3 separate regions of the Homo sapiens genome follow, and all the other regions are linked to region 1. A link is a contact called in ENCODE POLR2A ChIA-PET data. All regions are on one chromosome and are shown on one strand. The core of a region is the stretch at or near the end of the contact, and the rest is flanking DNA. Distances in the headings are between cores, read along the strand shown. Region 1 overlaps APBB2 (amyloid beta precursor protein binding family B member 2). Region 2 overlaps RBM47 (RNA binding motif protein 47). Region 3 overlaps APBB2 (amyloid beta precursor protein binding family B member 2).

Evidence for each region. ChIA-PET counts read pairs that join two places held with the same protein, here RNA polymerase II (POLR2A).
Region 2: POLR2A ChIA-PET joins it to region 1 with 18 read pairs in A673. The contact joins two enhancer-like sites. POLR2A ChIA-PET finds 5 or more read pairs at or near these places in 2 of 52 experiments (A673 and common myeloid progenitor, CD34-positive).
Region 3: POLR2A ChIA-PET joins it to region 1 with 14 read pairs in AG04449. The contact joins two enhancer-like sites. POLR2A ChIA-PET finds 5 or more read pairs at or near these places in 2 of 52 experiments (AG04449 and AG04450).

What each region holds. Positions count from the first base shown.
Region 1 is chr4:40,886,502-40,889,794 of GRCh38, forward strand. All of the region lies in intron 12 of APBB2 (amyloid beta precursor protein binding family B member 2), which reads right to left. Among named protein-coding and RNA genes, the nearest start is that of NSUN7, 140 kb to the left of the region's middle. Within about 2 kb of position 1,535, at least 2 of the 41 ENCODE cell types and tissues checked have a DNase peak (open chromatin) inside an H3K27ac peak, as active enhancers do.
Region 2 is chr4:40,529,735-40,533,027 of GRCh38, forward strand. All of the region lies in intron 2 of RBM47 (RNA binding motif protein 47), which reads right to left. Among named protein-coding and RNA genes, the nearest start is that of MIR4802, 29 kb to the left of the region's middle. Within about 2 kb of position 1,702, at least 2 of the 41 ENCODE cell types and tissues checked have a DNase peak (open chromatin) inside an H3K27ac peak, as active enhancers do.
Region 3 is chr4:41,158,812-41,162,104 of GRCh38, forward strand. All of the region lies in intron 1 of APBB2 (amyloid beta precursor protein binding family B member 2), which reads right to left. Among named protein-coding and RNA genes, the nearest start is that of APBB2, 54 kb to the right of the region's middle. Within about 2 kb of position 1,765, at least 6 of the 41 ENCODE cell types and tissues checked have a DNase peak (open chromatin) inside an H3K27ac peak, as active enhancers do.

The DNA.
Region 1 (3,293 bases), core at 285-2,784:
AAGAAATTATGTTTGCTTGGCTTTGGTACTTCTGTAAAAGAATAAGGAGGAAGGTGCTCGCCAGGGTCTGAGTGAATAAGAAGAACGCTGAGGCCGGAAGTTAGCACAGGTCCCTGAAACTGGGTAGGGACATCCCTCCAAACTCACCTTTGAGACAGTAGCCTGGCAGGCCCACAGAGACAAGATGAAAGGGAGCATTCGGTCATTGGCCTCAGTCGCCAAGGGCAGAAATGCCAGTTCTAAGGCCCAGTGCACACACCTGCGTACGTCCTCCTTTGCACAGCAGGCAGGAGCAAAGCAGGCCAACCTGGGTGCTCCTGGGGCTGAACTAGATTGGAAAGACAAAGCTCATGAAACCCCTTGCCCCAGCCTCCATCTCCAGGGGCCGTGACATTTACCTCACTGATCAAAGGGAACAAAACTCAACTATGGCCAAGAAAGAGGAGGCAGCCCTCACTTTGCCAGGCAATAAAGCAAATGGGCCCCAAGAAACACCGTAATAAAGACAGACATGGCTCTCAACAAGACAAAGCCTTCAGCATAGTTGTGCGACAACCAAAACCCCACAGAAGACTGGTATCAGATGTGACTCAACTCCTTGTGCTGTTCATAGTAAGAGGTCTCTCCAACTCAACCCTGGGGGGCTCAGTGGGGGTGTCATAGCCAATCACCTCCTCATGCAAAGTAAACTCATTCCCGAAGGAATTTCTTCCAAGTAAATCAAAACCACTTGAAAGCCTTAAGAAAATGTCACATCCAAAATACTTTGATAATTTCTGAAATTACGTGGCTCAGGGAAGCACTCTGGATTTGCAGAAAGATTTTGCGCCCTTCATGTCTGGTATAATACACACTTCTCTTATTCATTTTAACCACATCAAGAAATCCCTGAAGAGATTCCACTTTCTCAGCAAGGAAAGTTACAAAAGAGAATGTGAAATGGGCTTCTTTTTCGCAAGCAAAAATGTTTTATTCATGCAAAGTGAAAAGCCCTTTCCTTTGCAACATTACAAATTGAATTTGCTCTTGTAAATTGCTGTTAAGGAAAAAAAAAGGAATCAAAAGCAAAGGAAAGTAAAAAAAGCAGGAGTACAAAGACCCCTTCTTCTGGGGAATGGAAACTCAGGGGACCAATGGGGAGAAACAGAACCTTTCACTGGCAAACACACTTTTAAAATTTACCGTTTCCATGCCAATCCAGCTGAAGGCAGCCACAACCCCATGATCTTGCTGAGGTCCTGCTAGCTATGTGGAACCCTCCCATGATCTCGCTGAGGTCCTGCTAGCTATGTGGAACCCTGAGCGTATTTCGAAATTACACTCATCTGCTGACACTGAGTGAGAATAAGAAGTGATTTAAAAACATGAGTAATACAGCCCACGTTTCAAAAACATAACCAAGGCAATGTAACCTAATTCACACTGATTTCATCAGGGAGTAGGAAGCTCTTCCTGCTTTGTAGGACAACTGAACTCATTAGGGTCTGGAACAGCCGCTCATCCTCTAGATCACGTGATCAAGCGTACTTCAAGTCTCCCTGCGGTCTGACTCCTCTCCGACCTCCACTGTCTTTAAAAGGAAGCCATGTCATTAGCTGCATCTGCTAGCGTGTGTTTAAAAATCAAGGGCTAACATTCATTAAGCATCTGTCATGTCCCTATCACTGAACCGATTACTGTATACACATGCACATGCACATATACGTATGTGTTGTGGTCCTTATTATGATCCTCACTTCACAGATGAGAGAACTGAGGCTCAGAGAACTTGAATAATTTTGTCAACTGGAGTTTGAATCATTTGTTTCCTTCCAGACATGTAGCATGTGGCCTCACTTTAAAGAGTTAGGGTAAGCTGAAAACCTCATCAATACAATCCACTGACAATCTGACCTTAGGAAAACCCAAGCTCATCCACTCGTACACGCATGGAATGTAACAAGCTCCACACTTTGGCTCCTGCCTCGCACACGTATGTAATGTAACAAGCTCCACACTTTGGCTCCTGCCTCGCACAAGTATGTAATGTCACAAGCTCCACACTTTGGCCCCTGTCTCGCACACGTATGTAGTGTCACAAGCTCCACACTTTGGCTCCTGCCTCGCACACGTATGTAATGTAACAAGCTCCACACTTTGGCTCCTGCCTCGCACACGTATGTAATGTAACAAGCTCCACACTTTGGCTCCTGCCTCGCACATGTATGTAATGTCACAAGCTCCACACTTTGGCTCCTGCCTCGCACACATATGTAGTGTCACAAGCTCCACACTTTGGCCCCTGCCTCGCACACGTATGTAGTGTCACAAGCTCCACACTTTCGCTCCTGCGTCGCACACGTATGTAATGTCACAAGCTCTGCACTTTGGCTCCTGCCTTAAAAACAAACTTGGAGGACAGAAACCAGGAAAAGCTCAAGCATCTTACACCCAGGACCTTCCACCAAAGTTAAATGTTTTTAATGACGACCAAATATCACCAGAGAGCTTCCTCGTAAAATTAACCAATTCATGCATCTTTCCAGGGCTACAGCTCTGGCAAGCAAGGGAATGACAGGTGTGCGCACATAATCCATCCACCCATTCCCCCAAAGCATCTGGCCCAGCTGTCATCATTCATCACTCTGGTACGAAAGCTCAAAGATGCAACTGTGCTCCCAGGAAGGCTTATCCAATTGGCAGTGAGAAGAAAGACACTTCAGCTCTCTCCTTTGCAGACCATTTCTCATGTCTGGTTCTAGCATAAATGCTTACTCTTTCACTGATGAATACTTGGCCATAATCCTTCCTTTCTGGTTTAGGTCTTGGAACTGAATCAAATGCGCTAATGCCCAGCGTTGGTTGACAAAGGCTGTGATAAGCCAAGGTAGACAACAACCCCATTAGAGAGGACCACATGACTCAATAAAAAAGCAGAATGTTCAGAAATGGAACCATAAGCTCAGGAGAGCCGCCTCTCTGTTGTCGGGGATTTTTATCCTCTTTTGCAATGCTCTTGTCCATTTTCAACAAAGCAATAACAAGCTATCATCCTATAGCTCGTCCCTAAATGCTAGGAGATGCTCTAGTACCTTAGGAATTGCCAAAGACTGACTATAATTTAAGAATTAACTGCATTTAATGTAGACCAATTACTTAACAATGGTCTCTGAACATAAAGTCTGTGATAACTGCTATTTTATTAGTTAAAATACACACTTGAAAATCGGAACTCGTTTCCAATCATCCTGGAGAACATAAAATTCATAACACATCTAAGATGCATTTCTTATAAATAACACATTTTCAGTAGA
Region 2 (3,293 bases), core at 452-2,951, 360 kb before region 1:
AGGAGAATTGCCTGAACCCGGAAGGCGGAGGTTGCAGTGAGCCGAGATTGTGCCACTGCACTCCAGCCTGGGCAACAAAGCGAGACTCCATCTAAAAAATAATAAATAAATAAATAAATAAATAAATAAATAAATAAATAAATATTAAAATAAAAGTAAATAAACTTCACGATGGATTTTAAGGATATTAGACCCCCTTTTTTTTTTTTTTTTTTTTTTGAGATGGAGTCTCACTCTATCACCCAGGCTGGATTACAGTGGTGTGATCTCGGCTCACTGCAACCTCCGCTTCCCGGGTTCAAGCGATTCTCCTGGCTCAGCCTCCCGATGAGCTGGGATTACAGGCGTGTGCCACCACACCTGGTTAATTTTTGCATTTTTAGTAGAGACGGGGTTTCACCATGTTGGCCAGGCTAGTCTGGAACTCCCGACCTCAGGTGATCCGCCCACCTTGGCCTCTCAAAGTGCTGGGATTACAGGTGTGAGGCACCATGCCTGGACGATCATGAAGTTTAAAAATTCTAGGTGGAGCATCTTCTGTACTTAATTTTAATTAAATTATTATTATTTTTCTTCTTCTTTTTTTCGAGATGGAGTCTCGTTCTGTTGCCCAGGCTGTAGTGCAGTGGTACAATCTTAGCTCACTGCAACCTCCACCTCCTGGTTTCAAGCAATTCTCCTGTCTCACCTCCTAAGTAGCTGGGACTACAGGCACACGCCATCGCACCCAGCTAATTTTTATATTTTTAGTAGAGATAGGGTTTCACTATATTGGCCAGGCTGGTCTTGAACTCCTGACCTGTGATCCACCCGTCTCGGCCTCCCAAAGTGCTGGGATTACAGGCGTGAAGCACCGCGTCCAGCCCTATTTTTCTTCTTTTTAATCTGAATTTAAATAGCCATGTGTGGCTAGGGACTTCCGTACTGGACATCACAGGTCTAAAATAATTATTATAATCTGGATGAAAAATATGTCACATTCATTCTGTCACTTTTCCTTCTTTTGCCTATGGCAAAAACCACTATGATCACAGGACTCTTTTTCCTTTGAACATGGGCAGGCTTTCAGAATTCTCCATGCAAGGCGAGGCACGGTGGCTCACACCTGCCACCCTAGCACCTTGGGAGGCTGAAGTGGGAGGATCCTTGGAGCCCAGGAGTTGGGGACCAGCTTGGGCAACATAGTGAGACCTGTCTCTACAAAAAGCAAACAAAATTAGCTGGGCATGGGGGTGCATGCGTGTAGTCCCAGCTACTCAGAAATTGAGGCAGGAGGACTGTTTGAGCCCTGGAGGTAGAAGCTACAGTGAGCCATGATCGCGGCAGTGCGCTCCAGCCTGGGTGACAGAGTAAGACTCTGGAATAAATAAATAAAATAGAATTCTCTATGCAACCATTGTCAATGGCATGGACTTGGTTTACATAAAACGAAACCTGTTTGCCATTCCCGATGCAGATTAAAAAAGGTGACAAAGGTGACCTGGAGAAGGAAGGAGTTGAGGTGAGCTTCAGATGAGATCGGGAGTGATCAGGGTGGTCTGGCCACAGACTAGCTGAGCTTCAAAGGATAACATCTGGAGAGATAAAGAGGAAAGGACAAAGAGTATGGGGTTCTCTGTATAGAGGAGAGTAGCTGCGAAGGAGCTGAATGGAGCTCCCCTGGTCCTAGGACAAGGAGGATGCTGGCCTGCCAAGCAGAGAGGGTTGGGTTGGGTGTGGTTGGAGATAAGGGGATAGGCGGAAGGGTGGGTCTGGGTTATGACTTTGAAATTCCAGGACACCCTGAGGGTTTCAGAGGAGCCTGGAGAACACATTTTAGAAAGGCAACTCTGATAGCTAGGCACAGATAGGTTGTACAATGGACATGCGCTCAGATACCAGGGTGAAGGCTATGCCAGTAATGATGTGTGTTTTTCCTTTAGGAAAATAAAACTTGTTTATTATGTAAAATGTATAAATGTCAGAAAAGCAGATATAAAAAAATTAAAATCAGATGTCTACCAACCACAGATGACATTTTGATGTGGTTTCTTACAGTTTTTTTCCTCCTTCTCTGGCTAGTGCAGTAATTTAGGAATTAACATTATGACTTGAACTAGGAAGATGGTAGTGCGAATGAAGAGGAAAGGCCGTGAAAGATATCGTTAAGTGAGGCAGGGGGGTGAGGACAAAAGAGAATTAGCTTCCAAAGACAGGAGTTCTAGACCTGGGTATTCTGTGGGGCCTGAACTCCCAGCCTTGGTTTTGCCATACATCAATCTCTCTCTTTTTTTTTTATCTTTTTTTTTTTTTTTGAGATGGAGTCTTGCTCTGTCACCCAGGCTGGAGTGCAGTGGCGCAGTCTCAGTTCACTGCAACCTCTACCTCCTGGGTTCAAGAGATTCTCCTGCCTCAGCCTCTCAAGTAGCTGGGACTACAAGTGGGAGCCACCATGCCCGGCTAATTTTTTGTATTTTTAGTAGAGACGGGGTTTCACTGTGTTAGCCAGGATGGTCTCGATCTCCTGACCTCGTGATCCACCTTCCTCAGCCTCCCAAAATGCTGGGATTACAGACGTGAGTCACCACGCCCGGCATTTTTTTTTTTTTTTTTTTTTTGAGATGGAGTCTTGCTCTGTCACCAGGTTGGAGTGCAGTGGCACGATCTCGGCTCATTACAACCTCCACCTCCTGGGTTCAAGTGATTCCCCTGCCTCAGCCTCCCGAGTAGCTGGGACTACAGGCATGTGCCACCACACCCAGCTAATTTTTTGTATTTTAGTAGAGACAGGGTTTCACCATGTTGGCCAGGATGGTCTTGATCTCCTGACCTCATGATCCACCCGCCTCAGCCTCCCAAAGTGCTGGGATTACAGGCGTGAGCCACCATGCCTGGCCTTTTTAAAAAAAATATTATTCTTTTTCCTTTTTTTTTTCTTTTTAAATATTTTTTTCCATTTTTTTTTTGAGACGCCTGGCCCATACGTCAATGTCTTAACCACTTCTTATTGGAGTCTAATTAAAGGTCAGATGAGATTTTTGAGACCCCCTTCAACTAACGTACAGATATGTCTGTGTATATTTAAAGTGAACATCACATATAAATAGAAGTAGTTGTCATAACACCACACAAGATCCCTTGATCTCTAGGCTATACCAGTAGCTTATAGCCTCTTGCAATCTGCAAAATTTTAGGGGTAGAGTAATTAAACTTTCTATTCTGAGCAGTGTTACAAAGAGGATCTGTAGCTGTAGTTCATGGGACAGGATATGAATGGGGCAGTGTAAACAGAGAATTCACTTTCAGACAGGACT
Region 3 (3,293 bases), core at 515-3,014, 270 kb after region 1:
ATCTGTCCCGTTTCTCAAGGTCACCCCACAGCACGGTTACTATACAAATGAGGAAACTGAGGAGCAGAGAGGTTCCTAGCATAGCCGAGATTCCATCCCAGGTGTGTCTGCCTCCTGCACCACCCTGCCTCCTAGTCTATGACCTGGGCTCAGGAATCCCGGACACAGTTCCAAATCAAGGACATGAAACTGACTAAAAGGGTAGCTTTACACCCACCCCACCTCACCCTCAGGTCCTCTCAGGTTGTACTGAACCACAATCAGACCTGAAGTTTAAAGATGTAGGAAGGAGTTCTCCACTCCCACCTTGCCACCTCCTCCAAGAGAGGACTGTAGGGCAAGTCTCAAACTCACTAGGCCTTAATGCTGCATCTGTACAAGAGAAATGTATTAGCCTTAAATCGACCTTTCCCTTTCTCTATCTCTCTCTTTTTCTTTCTCTCTCTCTCTGATAGGAAACAGGAAGGAAGAAGGGAAGGGAACAGATGAATTAATATAAAGTCAGATAAAAATGGAGAAAATAACCCTATCTACCTCAAAAGGGCTATTTTTCTATGAAGCGCAAATAAGATCACAATATACACAGTAATATTAGCCGACTTACTTAACTCCTTCAGTAAATCTGCCAAGACAACAACCCAAAGAGATGAGTATTAACATTCCCATTTTTCAGATGAGAAAACTGAAATGGAAAAAGGTAAAAATAACTTGTCCAAAGAACTACAGTTTATGAATGCAAATTCAAACCCAGGATTATATCTAACCTTTTCAACTCTTAGGCCTAGTATCCTATCTTGTTGATAAAATCACTATGTAATCTGTCAATTCTTATAGAGATATTACTTTTCCCTTACTAGGAAATTTTCATGAGCTATAAAGTGCCTCTAAGCTGCAGAAAAAGCAAAGGGATGTGAATAGTCTATAAACTGCAATCTCATCCCTGGAATAAGTAAAAGAAGCTTGTAATCCTATTTGCAGCTTAATGAATGGAAAATAAATAGAAGCATCCAAAGAAAATGAAAGCAAGCAAGAAATAACATTAAGGAAGGAAGCAATAGGCTTAAGGGCAAAAAAAAAAAAAGGAAGAAGAAGGAGAAGGAGGAGGAGGAGGAGGAGGAGGAGGAGGAGGAGGAGAAGGAGAAGGAGAAGGAGAAGAAGAAGAAGAAGAAGAAGAAGAAGAAGAAGAAGAAGAAGAAGAAGAAGAAGAAGAAGAAGAAGAAGAAGAAAACATCACAGGATGCTGTTTTGCGGATACTGGAGAAACAATGCTTTTGGGAAAACATCAAGGATGAAAAACAAGGCCACGGAGGTGATTCAGACAACAGTAATGCAGTGATCCAGGGCCCAGGGCAAGCTGGCTGTAAGGAACGGGTGCGGGGCCTCACAGGTGCTGCCGGCCTGGACAGGGAAGACAAGGGCCTGGGATCAGCAGGACTTGGAAAGGAAATGACGGAAGCCCATAGCTTATGAAGTGATTAGTCAGAGTGCTTGAAGAACACCATGCACATTCCCATTTCACTCCCTGCAAATGATAGGACATGACCAGAGATTCCTTAACAGAGATGACTTTTTAAATATTAGATAAACCAGACGCAGGGAAATTTTCTCTCCAGAATGCACTCTAGTTAGCAATCAGAATGACAGAGGAGACTTCAGGGAGCTGAAGATTGCAGCAGACATAACCAGCAGTTAGGAGACCCAGGTTCAAGATACGGCTCCACCACTAATGCCCTGGGCTTGGCCGCCTTGGGCAAATCCCTCAGCGACTCAATCCATCAGCCTCCAAGAGAAGGGTGGGACAGGATGACCTCTAAGAGGCTGTGTTTGGTGACTAACTCCCTTCCCTGGTCTCCCTCTCACCCTCTTTCATCTCACATTGCAATGAGCTCTCCAATATACTTCTAGCTCAAAGAGAGGGAGGGAGGGAGGAAGGGTGGCCTAAGGATGACAAATGTGCTTAAACCTCAACATGCCTTACAAGAACTGAAAATCCAAAATATAAATCAAACTAATAAAGCCAATGAAAATTATATCTACCACTTATTGAACCATTACTATGTGCCAGACACTGTCCTAAGCACCTCGCATGCATTAGCTCACTTAATCCTTATGACGACCCTCTAAGGAAGGAGGTAGATAAGTAATTTGTCCAAGTGACACAGCTTGTGGTTAAGCTGAGATGTGAATGTGGCCTCCCGAGCCTGACCTCTTAATCATTATACCCACAGCATTAACTTTGGGGATAAGACTACCCCAGCTAATTATGATATGATGCCTCTTTGCTTTAGAATGAAATTACACCAACTCAAACTGACAGCATGTATTACAGAATGCTGCAGCTATGATCCTCTTCCCTGGCAAAAAAAAAAAAAAAAAAAAAAAACGTGGTAAGTTTGGAATTGTGATTTGGCAAATATACAGCTTGGGTGAAACCATGACTTTCATAGACACTGCTCGTTTATTCTGGAATCTCTGAGTCCAAGCCCAAAGTCTCTCTCAAAAGTATAGCATTCAGCCGGGCATGGTGGCTCACACCTGTAATCCTAGCACTTTGGGAGGCTGAGGTAGAATAACTCCTTGAGCCCGGGAGTTCAAGACTAGCCTGGGCAAGATGGCGAAACTCTTCTCTACAAAAAATTTCAAAATAAGCTGGGTGTAGTGGCAGGCACCTGCAGTGCCAGCTACTCAGGAGGCTGAGGTGGGAGGATTGTTTGAGCTCAGGAATTGGAGGCAGCTGTGAGCTAAAATTGTGCCACCGCCCTCCAGCCTGGGTGACAAAGCAAGACCCCATCTCTAAAAAGATAAAAATAAAAAATAAAGTACAACATTCCAGACACCAGGGACAATGAGGACCCCACACAGCCAACTTCTTATTTACTCAGGAGAGTAGGTGAAGCCCAGAAATGTTGAAAGAGTGGCTCCAAGTCACACAGGTAATTAGAGAGAAAGCTAGAGCTAGAATGTTGAGCCTCCCAAATTCCAGTGTAAAGTTCTTTCAATTCTTTAAAAACAAAACCCATGTCTCCTATCCCTTATTTTTTTTCCGCTTATTATAGAAACTTTCAAACACATACAAACGTAGAAAGAATGAATGAACCCCCATACAGCCAGCCATCATCCAACTTCAATGATTATTAACTCATGGGGAATCTTACCTTATTTCCACATTTATCTACTCTCCCCACCTCATCACCACCAGTTGCTTTGAAGTAAATTCCAGGCATCACACATCCTTTCATCCACAAATATTTCAGCATATATCTCTTAAAAAGATAAAATTTTTAAGAGACACT